Regions from separate parts of the Homo sapiens genome. Here region 2 is linked to region 1. Evidence: read pairs that join two places in POLR2A ChIA-PET (ENCODE). Cell type or tissue: GM12878. All regions are shown on one strand. Links, peaks and the distances in the headings refer to the core of each region. The heading gives the core; the rest is flanking DNA. Region 1 holds the start of PEX11B (peroxisomal biogenesis factor 11 beta). Region 2 overlaps RNF115 (ring finger protein 115).

The links. ChIA-PET counts read pairs that join two places held together with the same protein. Peaks named below come from ENCODE experiments on the same cell type or tissue, not always from the same donor. Only the 100,000 strongest peaks of a DNase experiment are listed, where the experiment ranks them.
Region 2: POLR2A ChIA-PET joins it to region 1 with 8 read pairs; 3 of 35 experiments call an interaction of 5 or more read pairs at or near these places.

What each region holds. Positions count from the first base shown.
Region 1 is chr1:145,915,777-145,921,151 of GRCh38, forward strand. It overlaps PEX11B (peroxisomal biogenesis factor 11 beta), which reads right to left and starts at 2,941. Exons shown (of 4, transcript NM_003846.3): 1 at 2,857-2,941; 2 at 1,925-2,040; 3 at 1,041-1,242. The coding sequence starts at 2,912. It also overlaps the pseudogene GNRHR2. RefSeq lists enhancers at 2,094-2,640, 2,641-3,188, 2,987-3,086, 3,467-3,526, 3,577-3,676. In GM12878, for the core only: no CTCF peak of the experiment used is centred there; a DNase peak (open chromatin) is centred at 3,145; H3K4me3 peaks cover 3,439 bases; H3K27ac peaks cover 2,542 bases.
Region 2 is chr1:145,783,359-145,788,733 of GRCh38, forward strand. It overlaps RNF115 (ring finger protein 115), which reads right to left. Exons shown (of 9, transcript NM_014455.4): 3 at 1,181-1,238. Among named protein-coding and RNA genes, the nearest start is that of RNF115, 38 kb to the right of the region's middle. In GM12878, for the core only: no CTCF peak of the experiment used is centred there; a DNase peak (open chromatin) is centred at 2,361.

The DNA.
Region 1 (5,375 bases), core at 170-5,169:
GTGCCCGCCACCACACCTGGCTAATTTTTGTAATTTTAGTAGAGACGGGGTTTTGCCACGTTGGCCAGGCTGGTCTTGAAGTCCTGACCTCGTGATCCCCCCAACCTCGGCCTCCCAAAGTGCTGGGATTACAGGCGTGAGCCACTGCGCCCGGCCTGCAATCCATTTTCAACATCTCAAAAAGAGATGTCCTTTAAACACAATTTGAATCATGTCATTTCCCTGCTCAGAATCCTTCAATAATGTCCCATTGTAGGATAAAATAAAACAAACATTAACATTGCCTAAAAGGCCCTGTATGAAAGATCTGGTGCCTGTCTATCTCTCAAATTTGAACTGATGGACTCAATACTGTCAATCACACTGGCTTTCTTTCTATTTCTCTAATTCCCTTAAGTCTTTCTTAGTTCAAAGCCTTACTTAGAATGTGCAATTTTCTCTGTTTGGAAATGTCTTTTCTGCTACTGTTGGCTTTGTCTAACTCCTCCTACTCAGACATCAGGTCTGAGCTAAAATATTACTTTCTCAAAGAGTTTTTTCCTGATTTTCCAATCTAAATTAGCTCCCCTTGTGATATTCTTTCATAATACCGCATACTTTTCCACAAATATATATGAGAAGTTATTCATTGTAGTATCTAACTCCCTCACTAAACTAGAAGCTTCATGGGAGCAGGCACATTATCTGTTTAGCTCTTTGCTTTATCCCCTGCGCCACAGTAAGCATCTAATAAATATCTTTGGAATGAATGAGTAAGCAGGTAGTGAGGGGGAATAACCTGTGGTATAGAAGCACAATTAAAGTGATATAATATCTTACCTTGCACAATATTAGTCATTCATTATGGAAGAGCATCTGTCTTCCATCTCTCCCCATTTGATATTCTCCGATAGTTTAAGATCTAAGTGATTGGAAGCCAAGTGACTGATCAAGACTTATATACTCTGGAAAGATCCTAAGATATCTTTCCCTCATATAAGACAAGCTATGCAATATAGAGGCTACAAAAAAAAATCTTAAAGGAGAACAGGATATCAAACCTGAATGAACGCTGGGCCCACTTCTCCTGATCCACACGGGGAGCCAGTCCAGACTTTCCAGCCCACAGGACATTGTCACAGGCGAAGTACAAGGCTCGATTGAGGTGACTAACAGTGATGCAGAATCTCAGGACAACATCTGATAGGTGAACAGCTCTTTTGGCTGACTCAAGGGCATCTGCTGAGTTACCCAGGCGTAGAACTTGTGGAGATTAGAAAGGGAAAGCAAGGATTTGTAAGTGGAGAGGCAGATAACAAGAAACAGAAACAGAGAAAGCAAGAGGGCAAAAGTTGAGCAATAATAATGACAATTTTTTTAAAGAGCAGAAACAGGCTGGGCATGGTGGCTCAAGCCTGTAATCCCAACATTTTGGGAGGCCGAGGTGGGTGGATCACCTGAGGTCACGAGTTTGAGACCAGCCTGGCCAACATGGTGTAACCCCATCTCTACTAAAAATACAAAAATTAGCCCGGCATGGTGGTGGGCACCTGTAGTCCCAGCTGCTCAGGAGGCTGAGACAGGAGAATTGCTTGAACCTGGGAGGCAGAGGTTGCAGTGAGCCAAGATTGCGCCACTGCACTCTGACCTGGACGAGAGACTCTGTCTCAAAAAAATAAAAAATAAAGAGCAGAAACAGTCCATTTTTCAATTTCAAATTTAATTTTTGTGCCAGTTTAGTTTTCTCAAACTTGACCCATTCTCTCCAGTCCGCCTAATTACTTCCATACCCCTGCTCTCTTATCTCAACTGGACTCATGCAGAGGGTAAGTGCAGAGCCAAATGAGAAAGAAGAACAGAGAGGGTACAGGAAGGAGGGACAAAGGAAGGTGAGCTGGGGATGGAGGAAAGGTTGGGGGATAAAAGGAAAGACAGAGTTACTTACGCTTTCTTCCAAGGCTCAGGTGGCTCTCCAGTTGTCGAATCTGTTTCTGTAACTCAGGACTGGCTCCATGCCTCTGCAGCGCATGGCCAAGAAGAGAGCAAGCATACTGGGCGGCCCTAGAGGAGAGGGCAGGCAAGGTAAGGTGGAGACCTCCCTAACCTTCCGCTCAAAACTATCTTCCAAAAGGCACAGACAGACTTCCCCCTTTCCCAGTTTGAGAACACTCCCCTTCCTCCTCCATGCCCATATCTCACCATTTCTCCAGGCCAGAGGAAGGGAAAGGCATAAGGAGAAAAAAGAGTCTAGAAAGGGGTGGGGAGCACTATTGAATGTTGAGCAAATTAGAGATTTGACAATGATGAGGCCTGAAGGGGCCAGTGCAGGCCGCAGGGGTCCATCACAAGCACATCAGCGTGAGCATGTACGTGATCGATGAGGGGGAGGCAGACAGTTGGAGGGCATTTTATTCCTCAGAATAGGTGAACTGAGAGATTTCAAGGCCCTCTAGCTGAATGGAGACCAAACGCCAGGGCGGAGGCAGGGGAGTTCCCGAATGGCAGCACGGTGTGGGGACACGGAAACTGGGAGTGCCTCCTCAGCTCTGGGGGCAGAGTCTGGGGCTATCCACCGTGGGGCGAATGCTCCTCATTCCATCACCGCCCAGTGAGGACACTGTCGGTCTTATGTGGACACAGCAACCCTGAGCGGCCTCCCCGCTGGCCCACTCATGCCTCAGTTTCCCCATCTCTTCCGCGAACGGAAAGGAATCATCTCAACAGCGGCTCAAATCTGCGCCTCACGGTCCGTTCGGGCCCCCGTAGCCGGAGTTGACCCTTCTTGACCCCCCTGTAGCCTAAACTGACTTCGCCTCACTAGAGTCTTCCTCTGTCCATCCCTCCCCCGCCCCACCCCCATTCCTATTCGGGCCGCACCTACACAGCCGCTCCCGGGCTTGGCTCTGAGCACTGAAGCGGACCCAGGCGTCCATGACAGCCGCAGCCCAGGCTCCGCGGCCCTGCTCCCGCCCCACTTCCCGCCCCTAGTCACGCCTACTGCGCGACCCAACGGTGCCTCGCGAGGGACAAACAGTATCAGAAAAGAAAGCTTGGCCCTGGAAGCGGAATTTCAGGACGCGAAACTCGTGTCTTTTGAGCCTCCATCTGTGTATTACTGTGCGTGTCTGCGTCACAGCTTCCCCTTATCAGACGACCCCTACTCCCTAGCACGCCTCCAGCGGCACCTTCTTCTTTAAATATTCATGACCAAGGGCGGGGCCTGCAGGGGCCGGGGCGGGGCGAGAAAGCGCCGCAGTGATCTCCACGTCTTGGAGGCCGCCGGCATAGGTGTGCGCCTGGCAGAACCTCACAAATACACATGCACGCAGGCCCCGACTGAATCCAGGGCTGTAGGGGCTAAAGAGGTCTAGGTCAGTAGAGGCCTGAAGCCCAGGCTGGTCTGTCCAAGGAAAAAGGAGCGTGATTGGTACCAGATCTTCGTTCCCTGCAGAACCTTGACAGTTGAACAAGTGACCTCCTCCAGAACAGATGGAGAGTCTCCAGAAGCAGAGGCTTTAGTGAACGAAATTCGCAATAATCAGCTCCAGATCCTGAAAAGGAGGGCGAAGAATCAGTGGCCAAAGCTAACCGCTTCATACCCACACTTCATCCTCCTCAGTTTCTCTCCAGGCCACCATGTCTGCAGGCAACGGCACCCCTTGGGGTCAGCAGCGGGGGAGGAGGTCTGGGCTGGATCAGGAGTGGAGGTGGAGGGCTCAGAGCTGCCCACCTTCTCGGCAGCAGCCAAGGTCCGAGTGGGAGTGACCATTGTGCTGTTTGTTTCTTCGGCTGGAGGGAACCTGGCAGTCCTGTGGTCAGTGACACGGCGGGAACCCAGCCAGCTCCGCCCCTCTCCGGTCAGGAGACTCTTCATCCATTTAGCAGCCGCCGACTTACTAGTCACTTTTGTGGTTATGCCCCTAGATGCCACCTGGAATATCACTGTTCAATGGCTGGCTGTGGACATCGCATGTCGGACACTGATGTTCCTGAAACTAATGGCCACGTATTCTGCAGCTTTCCTGCCTGTGGTCATTGGATTGGACCGCCAGGCAGCAGTACTCAACCCGCTTGGATCCCGTTCAGGTGTAAGGAAACTTCTGGGGGCAGCCTGGGGACTTAGTTTCCTGCTTGCCTTCCCCCAGGTGAGTGACCTAGGACTCAGGACCGGGCAGGACAGGGATTTGGGTCCATAGCATGAGTTAAAGGGTGCGCTTGGGGGCCATTAGCCATTAATTCTCAGGGAGTAAGCCTCTGCTTGCTTTTTTTTTTTTTTGCCGGCTCACTGCAACCTCCGCCTCCCGGGTTCAAGCAATTCTCCTCCCTCAGCCTCCCGAGAAGCTACAGGCGCCCGCTACCATGCCCGGCTAATTTTTGTATTTTTAGTAGAGGCGAGGTTTCACCATGTTGGCCAGGTGGTCTCCATCTCTTGACCTCATGATCCACCTGTCTCAGCCTCCCAAAGTGCTGAGATTACAGGCGTGAGCCACCGCACCCTGCTACCTCTGCTCTCTCTTCTGTAAGATTATTTGTATGTTAATTTACATCTGTTAAGAGCCTGCCTTTTCGATTCCTCAGGGATCTAGAACTAGAAATACCATTTGACCCAGCCATCCCATTACTGGGTATATACCCAAAGGACTATAAATCATGCTGCTATAAAGACACATGCACACATGTTTATTGCGGCACTATTCACAACAGCAAAGACTTGGAACCAACCCAAATGTCTAATAATGATAGACTGGATTAAGAAAATGTGGCACATATACACCATGGAATACTATGCAGCCGTAAAAAATGATGAGTTCATGTCCTTTGTAGGGACATGGATGAAATTGGAAATCATCATTCTCAGTAAACTATTGCAAGGACAAAAAACCAAACACCGCATGTTCTCACTCATAGATGGGAATTGAACAATGAGAACACATGGACACAGGAAGGGGAACATCACACTCTGGGGACTGTTGGGGGGTGGGGGGAGGGGGGAGGGATAGCATTAGGAGATATACCTAATGCTAAATGACGAGTTAATGGGTGCAGCACACCAGCATGGCACATGTATACATATGTAACTAACCTGCACATTGTGCACATGTACCCTAAAACTTAAAGTATAATAATAATAATAATAATAAAAGAGCCTGCCTTGTAAAAACAGTATCCTCTATCTGTGCCTCTTCCATTACATCTGTTTTATTACACGTGGTTTCTACCTCTTTGCATCCTCCCAATCTCACCTCCTTCAGATTGGGGCAGGGAAGAAAAACATACATGGGGATCTATTAAGAGAGTGAAGTCAGTGGTTTGGGTAAAACTTTGTGGTACATTTCATTTATCCATTCAAAAAGTAATATGCATCTCCAGCGCCACTCAAATTTTGCTAAGGACAG
Region 2 (5,375 bases), core at 97-5,096, 130 kb before region 1:
CCAGACAATGTTGATAAATCTAACAACATCAAAATGTGGGGGCTACAGGTCTTAAAATAATTTTCAAATAATAAGGGAGAGAAGCTTAGGGTTTTACAGGCTTCTTATTAAATATCACTTTTCAAATATACTACTAGTACAATTTCAATTTACATACAAAACAGTGAAATATTTTGCTATCTCTCTAGGCACTTCGGCTATCTCTGGAAAAGGCTAATGTGATCCTAAAACATAAAGAAATCCTGATTATGGGATTTAACTTATTTCTTCCTTTTAGCATCTGTCAGCTTTCTAGAGCTGAACAAGTTGTATGGCAATATAGGGTACACATACAAACAAGCAAAAGAAAAACGTCAGTGTTTTTTATAGGCTGACTGGTACCTTCTGGGTTGTAGTCTCTAAATGATTAAAAACAAAGAGTATTAATGCCACTGAATTATACACTTAAGAACAGTTACAATGGTTTCTTTTTTTAAAAAAAAAAAACACAACTAAAGAGACTTTAGGTCAATGGACGAAGTGAAAAAAGAAAATTACTCTGGATTCAATATAAAATGGTATTCAAGAATGAAGACTAATGCCCTGTTTTCAAATCACAGTTAAGATTTGTTTTTCCCAAAAAATATGGACGCCACATTATAAGAAGATATAGAAATTATTTACAGACCCCATCTTGGGATCTGAAAGGCAAGTAAACATCCTTAATCTACACCAAACTACTGTGTTGACTAGAGGTAAGCCCTGGAAATCAGTACCTCTGTACAAGGTTGAAGACTATTTCATTGTGACTTCGACAACTTATCCTGGCCTGCACTTTACCTGGTTGTCACACCACTAAAGCAGAGTCTGCAACACTGTTATTTCAAAAACAGCAAAAGCTTCTTATTCTCACACTGTATATACAATAACAAAGTAGAAAACAAGAATTAAAAACACTACCAGTTTAAAAGAATACAGTTTGAGGCTATTACTTTCTCCTAATCAAGGGTTTATCAAAGGTAACACGCCCAAGCCCCAGCTACTGAAAACACAAATCTTCCCAAGGGTTACTACGGCCCACATTTTTTCTTATACATTCAGTTAAACTCTGATGTTGTGCCACACTGGAAAGTTAGTATCTGCCATGATTTTAACACCTAACCACTTCTTAAAGAATTCCTACAGCTAAAGGAAAACTTACCTCTGCAAAATGTGTTGTTGTGGTATTGTCTATCCGACTGCCGCCACCACCTAAAAAACTAAAGAGAAAAGGAATGAGTGGTGATTCTATTCCCAGGAACAAGCTCCCCTCCCAGAAGCTAAATATAGAATGGCATAATGAGAACAAAGCCCAATAAGGAAAAATAACTCATCCCAACACAACACCTATTAAAGGAAATTATGAATAACTGGCATGTGAATTAATCTATGAAAAGTATCATAAACCACAAAATCAAGTGGTTTTCAAGGCTAAATCCAGTGAAAAATTGGAGAAGCCACCATAGAGAAGGAAGGAGGACCCACAGGCAGCAATGCAATTCGGATTTGACCTATCAAAAGACAAATATTTATCCTCAAGAACGCTAACAAAACAAAATGTTTCACTAAAAAACCATTCAACCACCAGATGAACACAACATTTGAGGCTACAATAGTTAATATTTCTTAGGAATGATTAAATGTAGTAATGTAAGGGGCCTGGTACTGTATTTAAAACATTATAAAAGGATTCAATAAATATTTCTCCCCCTACCCACCTTTCAGGACCCATCTCAAATGCTACCTCCTCCATCAAGCCCTTCTGAACTCACCAACCAAATAAGACTCTTCCACACCCTTCTGCACTCTCACTTTGATTCTAAAACCTACCTTGTATTATAAATATCTAGGATTTGCCACATCCATTTCAACCCATTTCCCTCCTTCATTAATATAAATTCAGAAGGCAAAGACTGCAATTTATTAATGCCTCAAATACATGTAGAGTGTTTAAGTGTCAGACATTACACAGTACTATCACCTTTTAAAATCCTGCAATGTCAATATCCTATATTGACACTCAAAAGTTGTTGAATTAATCACATGTGAAAATGATAAAATAACTATCTATTCCCAAAGACCCTGAAGAGTGGAGAGAAATATTAAATCCCATTGTCCCCATGAAATTTGCAAAGAACAAAGAAAACAAGTTAACACATCCGGGAAGAGGGGATGGAAAGAATCACAGGAACTGCTGGATACCACTTTTACTTCAAGAGACACACTTAAGCACACAAACATACAAACACTCACCCCAATGGTAAGTTCACAAACTACTACAAATAGTTTTCATTTGTAGGATTACAATACCAATCCAGGCATTGTGCTGAGCTCACTGAGGAAACAAACACACCCTAGTTAGTCTGAAACCAAAAGTGAAAAAGCAAAGCTAATGCCACTCTTTATGCAACCATTCTCAAGCCTTATTCCCTGATAAGAAACCATTTAATACCTGCATTAATTTCAGAAAAACGCTTTTGTAAAAATCACTCCAAATGTATAACAAGCCCAAAAGTACTTGTACATCTATGCTAAATAAACAGCTAATTGAACTACCACATACCATAAAAAACTACATTGAGTGGCTATGTATCCATTTGATTGCTCAAGCCCAGACAGGCTTCCAAGACTCTTCCTTCCTGCCTTTACTACACAGTTTCAGGGATTCAAACATCCTTGGTAATTGAAACCGCAACTCTTATTTTCTGGGGTTCTGCTCTCCCTGAAGCTACCTCACCGTTCCCTTTCCTTAAAATTCCTTTAAAGAATAATAGAGCTAATCATAGAGAAGGGATAATAAAAACCACCACATTGTTCTGAGAAATGTTACAAAGCTTAAGAAAACTTACAAGGTGCTCCTCTACATGGAAGTTTAAGAGCAGATGGAGCCCATTATCTAATATTTACATGCAAGGCCCTCCTCTTACTGGTTTTTACCCTCCACTACTTACCACTGCAATTGCTAAGTATTTAAATCAGCAAATGTTTATGAACTTTATAGAAGGAAATATCATACTGCCTCTAAGACAAGGATTCTAAGAAAAAGATTTCGTCTTTCATTTAAAACACTAATCTCTTTCAAACCACAGAGTCTTTGTATTTGAGTAAATTGCTACCAATAGCACCTATATAAGACAACCTTTGATCTACAAAGACACATAAAAGAATTAAGAACAAAAACCACAGAATCCACAGTTCCCTGCTAGACAAAGATTCATCCTACAGTTAATCATTCTCATTTATAACTGTATTTGCATAAAAGTACTATCTGCCTAAAGAAACCAGGGTTACTACTTGAAAAGTTGGCAAAAGATAAGCCCATTAATTGTTCTCCCACAACCAATATATCTTTTAATTAGCACATGCAGAGCATAAGTGCCTGAAATAAGTTATTTGATGCAATTATAATGGCACAAACAAAAAGCTATCCCAAGTTAGCATGCCATCCACACAAAATTGCTAATTTTGCAGTCATGCTAATCTTACACGTTTAGTGTTGGTATTGTACTATTTAAAACCAAGATGACATTTAACTGTATCAAAATAGATCCCATGCCACATATTGCCCCAGAAGCTCCAGCTTATTTACACATATAATCACCAATCATTAGTAAAGTAAAACTAATAGTACATACTGTAAAATGTGTAGTTTTTCCTGGTTGTGGAAGGGACCTTCAACTTTAGATTCTGCCAACAGTAACAGTAAAGGAATTACCTACTGCCATTAAAATCTCCAAAGTCACTCCAAGATTAAGAGGCTTCAGATTACAGATTCTTTTTGACCAGTCGGTACTTCTTCAATTTTCAGACGAATGTTTAACCAAATAGCCCCAAAAGAACAAATGTGCCATTTTGTTTAGCCAAAAGAGGCCATCCTATCAATGCTATTCTAAAATTTATTAAAATTTTAAGTTAGGCCAGGTGCAGTGGCTCACACTTGTAATCCCAACACTTTGGGAGGCCAAGATGGGCGGATCACGAGGTCAGGACTTCAAGACCAGCCTGGCAAACACGGTGAAACCCCATCTCTACTAAGAATACAAAAATTAGCCAAGCGTGGTGGTGCATGCCTGTAATCTCAGCTACTTGGGAGGCTGAGGCAGGAGAATCACTTGAACCTGGGAGGCAGAGATTGCAGTGAGCCAAGATCGTGCCCTTGCACTCCAGCCTGGGCAAAAGAGTGAGACTCCGTCACAAAAAAAAAAAAAAAAAAAAGAAAAAGATTTTAGGTTGGGCACGGTGGCTCATGCCTGTAATCCCAGCACTTTGGGAGGCCAAGGCAGGCGGATCACTTGAGGTCAGGAGTTCAAGACCAGCCTGGCCAACACGGCAAAACCCCATCTCTACTAAAAATACACAAAAATTAGCAGGGCATAGTGTCAGACACCTGTAGTCCCAGCTACTGGGCAAGCTGAGGCCCAAGAATCATTTGAACCTGGGAGGCAGAGGTTGCAGTGAGCCGAGATCGAACCACTGCACTCCAATCTGGCAACAGAGCAAGACTCTGTCTCAAAAAAAAAAGAAAAAAGAAAAAAGATTTTATAGTTTTGTTCACATAAACAAAAAAGGAATATGTAATAGTCACTTTCAGAAATATTTCCCCTTTTTATCAGCTGTATACCTTTATGAAGGCCAATAAGAACAAATTCCAAGCATTACAAACCCATATATTAATATCACCCTGGAAAGATGGCCTAAGTTTGACAGCAATAATCTTTTCTTTTTTCTTTTTTTTGAGACACAGTTTCACTCTTGTTGCCCAGGCTGGAGTCTTGGCTCACTGCAACCTCCACCTCCCGGTTTCAAGTGATTCTCCTGCCTCAGCCTCCCAAGTAACTGGAATTACAGGCGCCCGCCACTATACCCAGCTAATTTTTGTGTTTTTAATGGAGACGGGGTTTCACCATGTTGACCACGCTGGTCTTGAGCTCCTGACCTCAGGTGATCCACCCACCTCAGCCTCCCAAAGTGTTGGGATTACAGGCGTGAGCCACCACACTGGCCAAATAACCTTAATAAGAACAAGAGATTCAAGGCCTCCTCAAAGCAGAGTAACAATTGGTTTTCCTGGCTAGAACAGCCTGTTTACCTGATTAGGTATCTTTGTCAGAAGTCACTCCCTAACCCGCCAAAGAGGTATAACAGCAGTTTACCTTCAGACAGCAGAGTGGTCACTAAAAACCAACTAATAATCTAAGAGAAGCCCCAAGTCTCAGATAATAAATGAAAACTTACCAGATTTACTCTGACATGCGTACAGATGTACATGGAATGCCACATACAATCAGGAGCAGTGCGTATCACCACATCTGCTATGATATCACTTTCCAAATTTTCCCATTTTTCTTTCTTTTTCC